2 separate regions of the Homo sapiens genome follow, and region 2 is linked to region 1. Evidence: read pairs that join two places in POLR2A ChIA-PET (ENCODE). Cell type or tissue: K562. All regions are shown on one strand. Each heading gives the region's core, and the rest is flanking DNA. Links, peaks and the distances in the headings are about the cores only.

The links. Peaks named below come from ENCODE experiments on the same cell type or tissue, not always from the same donor. Only the 100,000 strongest peaks of a DNase experiment are listed, where the experiment ranks them.
Region 2: POLR2A ChIA-PET joins it to region 1 with 6 read pairs; 2 of 35 experiments call an interaction of 5 or more read pairs at or near these places.

The regions. Positions count from the first base shown.
Region 1 is chr7:128,670,056-128,675,426 of GRCh38, forward strand. GARIN1A (golgi associated RAB2 interactor 1A) reads left to right here and starts at 2,237. Exons shown (of 5, transcript NM_001128926.4): 1 at 2,237-2,495. The coding sequence starts at 2,343. RefSeq lists a silencer at 3,099-3,158. In K562, for the core only: a CTCF peak has its summit at 3,077 (motif pointing left); a DNase peak (open chromatin) is centred at 3,076; H3K27me3 peaks cover 2,893 bases.
Region 2 is chr7:128,806,113-128,811,483 of GRCh38, forward strand. CCDC136 (coiled-coil domain containing 136) reads left to right here. Exons shown (of 18, transcript NM_022742.5): 8 at 125-283; 9 at 576-746; 10 at 1,248-1,433; 11 at 3,338-3,532; 12 at 4,027-4,254. Among named protein-coding and RNA genes, the nearest start is that of CCDC136, 17 kb to the left of the region's middle. In K562, for the core only: no CTCF peak of the experiment used is centred there; a DNase peak (open chromatin) is centred at 3,301.

The sequences.
Region 1 (5,371 bases), core at 241-5,240:
CACCACGCCCGGCTAATTTTTTATATTTTTAGTAGAGATGGGGTTTCACCATGTTGGTCAGGCTGGTCTCCAACTCCTGACCTCAGGTGATCCACCCGCCTCGGCCTTCCAAAGTGCTGGGATTACAGGTGTGAACCACTGCACCTAGCCCTTTTTCTCTTTTTAAATATACAATTTTAGGATCCCTTTTTTTTTTTTTTTTGAGATGGGAGTCTCATTCTGTCACCCAAGCTGGAGCGCAGTGGCACAATCTCTGCTCACTGCAACCTCTGCCTTCTGGACTCAAGTGATCCTCCCACCTCAGCCTCCCAAATAGCTGGGACCACAGGGCGTGCCACCACACCCGGGTAATTTTTGTATTTTTTGTAGAGACGAGGTTTTACCATGTTGCCCAGGCTGATCTTGAACTCCTAAGTTCAAACAATCCACCCACCTTGGCCTCCTGAAGTGCTGGGATTACAGGCGTGAGCCACTGCACCTGGCCTTATAATACTCTTTATTGTAAATTTCATATGACCAGTTGATTCTTACCAAAAGCTTTTGTTGATTTTTGTCAAACGCTGATATTTCTAGCCAACCTATGATTGCAACTGACAAGCAAGTATAGTTCTGACATGAATATTGGTTGATATTTTGATTTACATTAATGAGCAAGGCAAAAGTGAAATAACAAAGTTGTGTATTGGAACTTTACTCATTTGTCAATGACGTGGGCAACTTCTTCGCTAAATTAGGTAAGTCTTCAAATACTGGAAGGCTATTTTCTCAGATTTTTCTATGCCCAAAATATAATAGCTACAGACACATCTTTAAGTTTAATCTGCATAATTAACATTTTCTCTATCACTTTAGTTTAGACAATCAACAGAACAATAAATCAAACCCTGATTTGTAGCACTTGCTGATTTCAAGCTAGCTAACAAGATGAAGTTCCTGAACACACCCTGGGAAGAGATATGCAGCAGCCCACCACTGTATACTGTTTCTTTTCTTTTCTTTTTTTTGAGACAGAGTCTTGCTTTGTCGCTTAGGCTGGAGTGCAGTGGCACCATCTTGGCTCATCACAACCTCCACCTCCCAGATTCAAGCGATCGCCCTGCCCCAGCCTCCCAAGTAGCTGGACTACAGGTACCCACACCACACCCGGCTAATTTTTGTAGTTTTAGTTGAGACGGGGTTTCACCCGTTGACCAGGCTAGTCTCGAACACCTGACCTCAGGCGATCCACCCACCTCGGCCTCCCAAAGTGCTGGGATTACAGTCATGAGCCACCAAGCCCAGCCAAGTTTATATCATTTAAGTTTTAAAGGCTGGGCTTGGTGGCTCATGACTGTAATCCCAGCACTTTGGGAGGCCGAGGTGGGTGGATCGCCTGAGGTCAGGTGTTCCAGACCAGCCTGACCAACATGGAGAAACCCTGTCTCTACTAAAAATACAAAATTATCCGGGTGTGGTGGTGCATGCCTGTAATCCCAGCTACTCGGGAGGCTGAGGCAGGAGAATTGCTTGAAGATGGGAGGCGGAGGTTGTGGTGAGCCGAGATCACGCCACTGCACTCTAGCCTGGGCAACAAGAGCAAAACTCTGTCTCAAAAAAAAAAAAAAAAAAGTTTTAATAATTGCTGTGTTTAACAACTGGTTTGTAGCATTCCTGAAAATGTAACAACCAGCTCTCGTGACCTGTTTTGGTCTGGCTCCAGCATACAACTGTGCCACTGCCTTCTCCTTTGCCCACTGTTTCCAAATAAATAAGCTTCTCAGTTTAGTTAACAGGTGTCCATTTCTTTAAAAAAAAAAAAAAATCTCCTTTTCTCCCATGAGATGGGGTAGGGAAGATGAACTCCCTTTTTCCTATCCTTAGACTTCCCTGGGCAGGTGAACAAGTCCCATGGAAGTTTGGTGAGGGGCTTCAAGGGGAGCCAAGAGGATTAAAGCCTGTATGTTCCCGAGAGCCTTCCTTGCATCTGGCCAGCTCACTGCTGCCTTGGCATAACTTTGGGAGGGTCATTTTTTCCATGTGGGGTAAGGCTGAATGTTTACAAAGTGGAATAGGCTGCATTACTGCTGGTTTGTAGTTGGTGGAAAGAGGGAGAAAAGAGCCTGGCACATCCTCTGTCCTTCCTCTTCTTTTTTTTTTCCCTTTTCTGTTGTCACCATCACATTCCTTGATGTCATTCCTGCCATTGTGAGCTGACAGGCCCTCCCAGCCCTGGTGGACAGCCCGTAAGTAAATGGGGAGGAAATGCTGGGGAGGTGGGGGCAGATCACATCAACATCCTGGCATTGGGCTGGGTCGGCGTGGAGCCCCAGAAATGTTCCCAAGCCCATTCTTACCAAGAACCAATGAGTAAAATCAGGGGCCTCCCACCTGAGGTCAGGGAACCAGGCCCTGGAGTGGAACTTGGGGTGGAAAATGGCCTTCTTTGTCAACTGATTCATTCTCCAGAATTCAATTTGTTCTCCAACTCGGTGGTGTTTGAAAGCAACTTTATCCAGGTACCCTCGTGGAGCTCAGGGCCAGCTGTCTTTCTGTTTCCAAAACCTGTTCCTAGGGGTTGGTTAGGAGATGCTGTGGCCTTTTAAAGCCCTGGGGGAGGGGGGGGCGGGGGGACAAAGAAGCCACCAAAGCTAGAGAAAACCAGAAGGTCTGGGTCCCAAGTTCACCTCCATTTGTGCCTACCGTATGATAGAGCTACCTGCAGGTCATCTGTTCTAGGGAAATTGATTTATGCTTTACAAATGAGAGATCAGAGCTCAGTCTCCAGGCAGGGTTCACAGGCCCTTTCTGGGCCACTTGTCCAAAGTGGATGGTTACAGGGAATGAAGGTTGCTGTTAGAAACTCTGCTCTGAAATCCATCCTCCTCAGTCTGGGATGGTTTAGAAACAGCCTTGTTTGAAAGCAAAGACACTGGGTAAATAGGTGTTGCCCAGATCCTACCATTCCCTAAAAGGATGGTGGTGACATGACCAATGGAAGTGAGCCTGGGATGGGGCCACTGGGAGTGGAAGGTGGTCGTTTTCGTAAGTATCAAGTCTTAACGCGGGTGCTGCCTGCCTCCCTCTAGCGGTCTAGCCTGAACCCATGCTCCTGCGCAGGAGAGCATAACCAGTTAATCAGCCAGTAAGCACACACTAAACATCTACTGAGTGCAGGGCAGGAGGTGCAGAGAAAAATCAGAGTGTCCCTGGCCAGGAAGCCTATGAGTTTGGTTTACCTGTTATTTGGTAACTGTCTAAGCAAGCTCTATGTCAGAGAGCTTGGGCCAGCTGATGCACCAGGCATGACTGCAGAGAGCAGGTGCTGGGGGCATTCATTCAAGGCATTCTCTCTGGACTTTGGCAGTTGAAGAAGGCTTTCCAGAAGGGTCTTAAGCCATTCTTTGAGAGACTGCTGAGATTTTGGTAAGTGGAAGAGCAGCGGGGAGGATATCCCAGACAGAGGGGCTTCAAAGTACCTAAGGAAAGGCAGGGAGGCTGGAATGCAAGGTCTGCAAGACACAGACCCATTCAAATGGAATGGGAAAGTAGCCAGGGGTTATAGGAGAGAAGGTGGGAACAGTTTGAGGTGGGTCTTGGGCTTAATTTGGAGACTCTTCACAGAGCAGCGAGCTGCTCCCTAATGGAGTCCCCGGATTTTGGAGAGCTGTGTTTATGGCTCCTGCCGCTCCACGGTCCCTTTACTGTGCCCCAGGAGATGTGTAGTTGGGTGATCAGCTGGCAAACCTGAGGCGAGCTCATTCCTAACATACCCTTGGTGGAGACAGAGCAATAACATGGGAAGTCCAGTCTCAGGATCCAATTTCTAGTCATTTCTATTTGGGTGTAATGATTCAGCTGCAAATTTCTTCTCTTAATGTGTGCTTTTTTTTTGAGATGGAGTCTCACTCCGTTGCCCTGGCATGGTCTAGGCTCACTGCAACCTCTGCCTCCTGGGTTCAAGCAATTCTCCTATCTCAGCCTCCCGAGTAGCTAGGACCACAGGCGTGCACCACCTCGCCCAGCTAATTTTTTTGTGTTTTAGTAGAGATGGGGTTTCACCATGTTGGCCAAGATGGTCTTGATCTCTTGACCTCATGATCTGCCCGCCTTGGCCTCCCAAAGTGCTGTTTTCTTTGGCCTAATATTAAAACTGTTTAGATTCTCTGAATGGACACTAAGTGACCTGGGTAGCAGCAAACTTAGAATGTGCTAGGGAGAGGCTGACCCGCACAGAAAAGTTCAAAGTTTGATTTTTTAAAAAAAAATTTTTGATAGAGACAGGGTCTCACTATGTTGCCCAGGCTGGTCTTGAACTCCTGGCTTCAAGTGATACTCCGGCTTTGGACTCCCAAAGTGCTGGGATTATAGGCATGAATGACCGCACACAGTCCAAAGTTTACTTGAAGTGATGCAACCCACATATTAGTTATAGTTATAGTTGTTATAGTACAGTTACACTGCTTCCTCTCTCCCCCTTCCTGCACATCACCATCACTATCATCATCTCAAAGCAGCATTACCCACAAACATTTATTGAGCACTTACTCTCAATGTGTACAACCCTTTGTGTTTTGCAGAGGATATGAATTTCATTCCTCAACAAGGGCTCCAAGAAGTGTCACTTTTTTTTTTCAAAATCAAAATTCACTTTTCTGGGAACACCATCTGGTCAGGCTGGTGGGAAATTACATTTCAGTCATCCCTGGGGCTTTCCCTCATCCCCAGTTCCACCAAGGACTGGGCAATGGTGTCGATAGTTTTACAAAGTCTAGAACATTGGCTGGGCATAGTGGCTCATGCCTGTGATCCCAGCACTTTGGGAGGCTGAGAAGGGAAGATCACTTGAGCCCAGGAGTTTGACACCAGTCTGGGCAACATAGTGAGACCCCATCTCTATTTTCTAAAAAAAGTGTAGAGCATTGGGAGAAGGCCCTCTGGCCTTGGGAACATAGGCGTCCCTCCTCATATGTTCCTTATCCAGGTCCCTGTGGCTCCTAAGTGGCCACAGCTCTGGTGCTTTTCTGCCAGCCGTGCACAGTGAGGTGGGGGGTGTCTTAGCTGAGACACAGTGCCCAGTGGTGGGCATCCAGTCTTTCTGTCCTGTGATGGCCGCCTTCTGCTTCAAGAGAATAGGTCCTCATTCCACTCAAGACCCAGCAACAAGATAGCCCCTCCATCATCCTGGGAGAAGTGCTCCAAACCTCCCTCAACTCAAGCTGTCTGGGTCTTCCCCATTCAACAGCTTTTTCCTCACTTTCCTCTCCTTCTGGGACTTTCTTCACACAATCTCCCTTTTGGGCCACTAGAAACCAGTGCTGGCTTCTCCTGCCCAAAGATGGGGGAATGAAAACTTCAGTGCCACTCAGCTTTTTCTTGCTAGTGCATCTTTTTA
Region 2 (5,371 bases), core at 254-5,253, 140 kb after region 1:
ACCAAACCCTAGACCTGTGGGAGCTCCTCAAGATGTCTGCATCTGAAAAGGAACCCAACTGATCCGTAGAAAGACCTGCTGTTTCTTGAGAGTAACTGTTCTACTCACATCCTCCCTACCACAGAATGAGGAGCTGAAGTCCAGACTCTGTACCCTGCAGAAAAAATATGATACTAGCCAGGATGAGCAGAACGAGCTCTTGAAGATGCAGCTGCAACTTCAGACTGAGCTCCGGCAGCTCAAAGTCATGAAATCCACACTTGTAGAAAACCAGAGTGAGAAGGTAACAGCAACCAGAGGTGAGGGGACAACTTAGGTGCTAAGGGCATCCTTCTGAGGTTTTGGGGAAGGTGGATAAGAGTAGTGAGTTAAAAATAATTCCAGCAACCACATAGGCAGCACCACAGGTAAAGAACTCCAGCCCTGCTCGAGTACTACATTAGATATGAGGACATTAGGAAGTGAAGGGCAGGAAGAAGCAAATCTTAGACTGTTGGTGTCTTCAAGTGACTCACACAGAAGAGTGAGTGGGTTAAGGAGCCCAAAGGCACTGCCCAAAGCCCCCTCTACCATAGGAGTTACTGTGCCGGCTGCAGAAGCTGCACCTCCAGCACCAGAACGTCACATGTGAGAAGGAAAAGCTGCTGGAACGGCAGCAGCAGCTGCAGGAGGAGCTGCAGTGCCATGAGGCAGAGCTGCAGCACCTCAGGGATACGGTGGCCTCCTTCAAAGAGAGCAATGAGAAGGTAAAAGAAGCTCCTGGTGAGGGAGGATGTAGCCAGGCATCATCTTGTGTGAGGGTGAGAGCACAGAGGACGAGAGGGAATGGTAGGAGTGTGGAGGAGCTGGCAGTGAGGGGGCCAAAGAGGTGCTTAGGAGAAAGGTGACCTCGGGGAGTCACAAGGCTCTCAGCTTCCTTTGATTTTAAATCAGAAAAGCAGCATATAAAAAGGAAGTCCCTTTGCCTCCCCACCTCCCAAAAAAGGAAGCCCCAGAAGGTCTGTGTTTCTTTTTAAATTATTTTTATATTTATTTATTTATTTATTTAACTGGAAAGGCTGCACTGGGAAGGTCTGTGTTTCAAGCCTGTCAGGGACGGGTCCATCTTGGGTATCTATCCCTGGCTGGGATGAAATTGGGGCTGAGAAGGACAAGGGAAGATGGGTCCCCTTAGTCCCCGCCTGGGAGGAGAGAGTCCAGCAGCAGGAGTGCCTGGGATGATGGCCAGGCCTGCCTCCCCTGCCCAGGACACAGAGACGCACGCTCAGCTTCAGGAGATGAAGCAGCTGTACCAGGCCAGCAAGGACGAGCTGGAGCGGCAGAAGCACATGTATGACCAGCTGGAGCAGGACCTCCTGCTCTGCCAGCTGGAGCTGAAAGAGCTCAAGGCCTCCCACCCCATTCCGGAGGACAAAGGAAAGTGTGCTAATAAGGTAATTGTCGTTCAGAGAGGTGACAGCTCCTGGGCACTTGCTCCAGAGAGAAGAGGTACAGAGGCAAAAAGTGAAGGCACCCAACCCAAGGGCTTGATGGCCTTCCTAGGCAGGAAGCAGAGGCAGGGCCACATGCTGCTAACTTCAAAATTGTTTGCCCTGACCTTGACTTTGAGCCAGAGCCACAGCTTAGTAGGATCAATACCTTTGGATCCCAGTCTGAACCCCTGAAAGTTTTACACATGATTCCATGTATGTAGACATTTATACAATGGTATTAGAACTGTAGTGATATCTAGTCATTCTTGGAGGGGAACATATACATGGGCCCATTACACAAATATTATTGTTGGAACTAGAGAAAGGGGCCAGTTTTCTGGGTCAGATTGCAAATGGTCTTATAAAGGGGTACGGTCTTGTGCCCAGAGTGCTGATTGGGCAAGAGAAGGACCTAGGCTCTTCTAGGATTTATTCTGTGACTTTGAAGTAGTTAAATTCTTTTTTTATGAAATGGAGTCTCACTCTGTCGCCCAGGCTGGAGTGTGCAGTGACACGATCTCAGCTCACTGCAGCCTCCGCCTCCTGGGTTCAAGCAATTCTCCTATCTCAGCCTCCCAAGTAGCTGGGACTACAGGCACATGCCATTGTGCCTGGCTAATTTTTGTATTTTTAGTTGAGACCGGGTTTCGCCATGTTGGTCAGGCTGGTCTCGAACTCCTGACCTCAGGTGATCCACCTGCCTCGGCCTCCCAAGGTGCTGGGATTACAGGCATGAGCCGCCATGCCCTGCCAGTAATTAAATTGTGGAAGGTTGAATTGTGCCCTCTTTAAATGGAAGAGAATACTACTCTTAACTCACTTCCTTTTAGCAGTAAATCCTGGTAGTGATAAATAAGGCCTTATTCATTTTTTTTCTTTTCCATAGTGTATAAAATGCAAGCCGTTATCATTTATCCTGTTGAGCACTTTCAGCTCCTGATTACTGATGGGAAATGGAAAGGTGTTGAAGCATGTTGGAGAAGAGGCCCAAGAGTCTCTAACGATGGTGGAGTTGGTCACATTCTGCCAGAAAACTCAGTAGTTCCTGTCCCTGGGGAAAGGCCTTCAGGAGACGGAGGACTGGGAAGGTTATTTGGGCCACCTCAGCAGTCTCTTTGCCTTTCTATATCCAGGCTCACGTTTCCTCCTTTTTCCACTGCTACTCAATTTAGGAGCCCAGGTGATCTGTGACTTGCTCGTCACCTCTTCCCCTAATGGGAAAAATGATGGGAAAGGAGAAGCATGCTGGCAGACAGCACCTGCTTTTTCTCTAGCCGTAAAACAGCATTGAGATCTGTCTGATATTAGAAGATCTGGGTTTTTGGAAATGGGATGATTTAGTCTTCTCAACCCAAATTTACCAATAGCGCATACTTTCTAAAGATTTAAAGAGAGAATTAGGAAAGCAAAAATGGGAAAAATTAGGGTGAAATTAAGTCCTTATTTGTAAGGAGTGTAGTTGCATTAAAAAACAACTGGGGTTAATGAGAATAACAGGAGCTAAGAGTTCCCAACAGGGTGGGAATATGGTGTATAAAGGAAAGGGCCGGAGAAGAGGAAGGGGGAAATGAGAAAGGGGCATCGATAGCATTCCCCATCAAACTGCCCCCAGAAAGGAATGGTGGAAGTTTAGAGCAAGGCCAGCCACCAGTCTAGAGCAACCTGCTCTGAAGGAGCAGCCTGCAGGGGATCCCCAATCGGTATCTAAACAGCCAGAATGCATTGTGGCTTGGGGTGACCAGTCCAAGGTGACTGCACAGGGAGAGGATCACAAGAGGCAGGAGAGCGCAGAAGTGCTCTGTTAGCCACCCAAGAAGCTTACCTTACAGAGTAACCACCCCCTCCACACCCGCCCCCACCCACAGTGTGACACACTGCTGTCCAGACTGACAGAATTGCAGGAAAAGTACAAGGCCAGCCAGAAGGAGATGGGGCAGCTGCAGATGGAGCAGTGTGAGCTCCTGGAGGATCAGAGGAGGATGCAGGAGGAGCAGGGCCAGCTGCAGGAAGAGCTGCACAGGCTCACACTGCCACTGCCAAAGAGTGGCCTCTTACTCAAGGTAACTCTGCCACAGGCAGCTGCTAACTGCGGGGAAGCTGCTCTGAGAAGCTTCCCTGTGTGACTAGGGAAAAATAAAAGGGTGGGGATTGAACTTTTTCTCTTACCAACCACTCCTTACTTTCTCACCACTCTCCCCAAACCAAAAAGCTCCATAGAGCCAATTAGAGTTTTTCTTATAAGGGCTTTAAATCTTAAAATACCTTTTATACTCAGGAATCTGTGCAGCAGTTTATATTTAGGTATTTAGTCCATCTGGAGAAAATGCACCTGAAGCCACTTTGTAAACTACAAAATATATCCCAACACAAGAGACCACTGCCACTTTTAGCAGGTCTCCATAGAAGGGCTCCCCCGTCCCCAGATGGGCTCTGTGAAGTCAACCCTGAGATTCTTCAGGGAATTGTTCACAACGGGGATGAGGCACCAAGGAGGCATCAGACTTCCTGTGTGACCACCACCATCCCTTGCCTCCTTCCTTCTACTCCGCCTCAGAGTCAGGAGCTACTCACCAAGTTAGAAGACCTGTGTGAGCTGCAGCTGCTCTACCAAGGCATGCAGGAGGAACAGAAGAAGCTGATACAGAACCAAGACTGTGTATTAAAAGAACAATTAGAGATCCACGAAGAGCTGCGACGTTTCAAAGAGTCTCATTTCCAGGAAGTGTTGGAGAATCCCGATGATTCCAAATTGGCTAAGTCCTCCAAATGTAATCGAAACAAGGTAACCATAGCAAGAGGTAGGGAGACAGTTCTCCTGAGCACAACAGCATGGCAGAGAGAGTGGGCACCGCCGAAGGGTCAGAGTTGGGAAGGCGTGTTTGGCCAGGGGTAAGGATAAGGCAAAAGCCCTGCCTTTCACCAGCTGTGACCACTCACAGGCTCCATTAAGAGGTGGCTTTTAGATACGGCCTGAGGACCTCACCTAGATGCCATTATCCTTTATCACACTGATATTCACAGTGCCCAGTTGAAGCACTATGAGCACTCAGGGCAGAGCTGGGATGACCAGAAGTCTGTCATCAGATCATTCGACTCATTCCCAGTAAGATGTATAATATCAGTTTGGTGTTTGTTTGGATTCCTTTGGACTGACTCTAAATGTCATCTTTTTCTTGAGTGGAAAAGTACACTTCTCAGTTATCAAAATCTATCACCTTTGGTGTTCTCTATGAGGCAAATTTGGGGCCTTTCATTTCCAAGAGAAGAATTCCTAGCATATGGGGTTCTTAGTACTGACCACACTATCTTCATTGGAACTTTGGTGGCAGTAACAGAGCAAGGTCACAGGGGTTAGACCAGAAAATTGATGCCTCTCAAGTACCAGCAAGAGGTCATTCAGATGAGGTGACACAGGTGGAGATCACCATACAATTCTCTTCAGGGTTGGGGGATAAAGTTGTTCTGAGGTCTCAGCGTGGGCAAGGAGGGGCAGGTAGACAGTTTCGGTTTAGGCCAAATCTATTCATTCAGATCTTATTCTGAACAAGGAGAACCAGGGAGTAGCAGAAGTCAACACTGTGAGGCTGGATCATATTCCAGGGGCATCAGATGTCCAGGCTGGAGGCCTGGGTAACACAGCTGGGAACCAGGTATAAAATATTTCCTTAACTGATCAGATCTCATCCTGGACATCAGCAGCCAAGAAGCCAGGCCCAACATGCCCAGAGGCCAGATTCAGAATTGGGGCAGGAGATACAGGAACTAATAGTAAGACTTTGATTCCAATTCTTCATATTGCCGCATTCAAGGCCGGGGCTGATTTTAGAACTAGGGGTGGGCGAGGGGACTGAGCCTGAAGGTCAGGATAACAGGTATACCTGACTGAGAAGAGGGTGTGG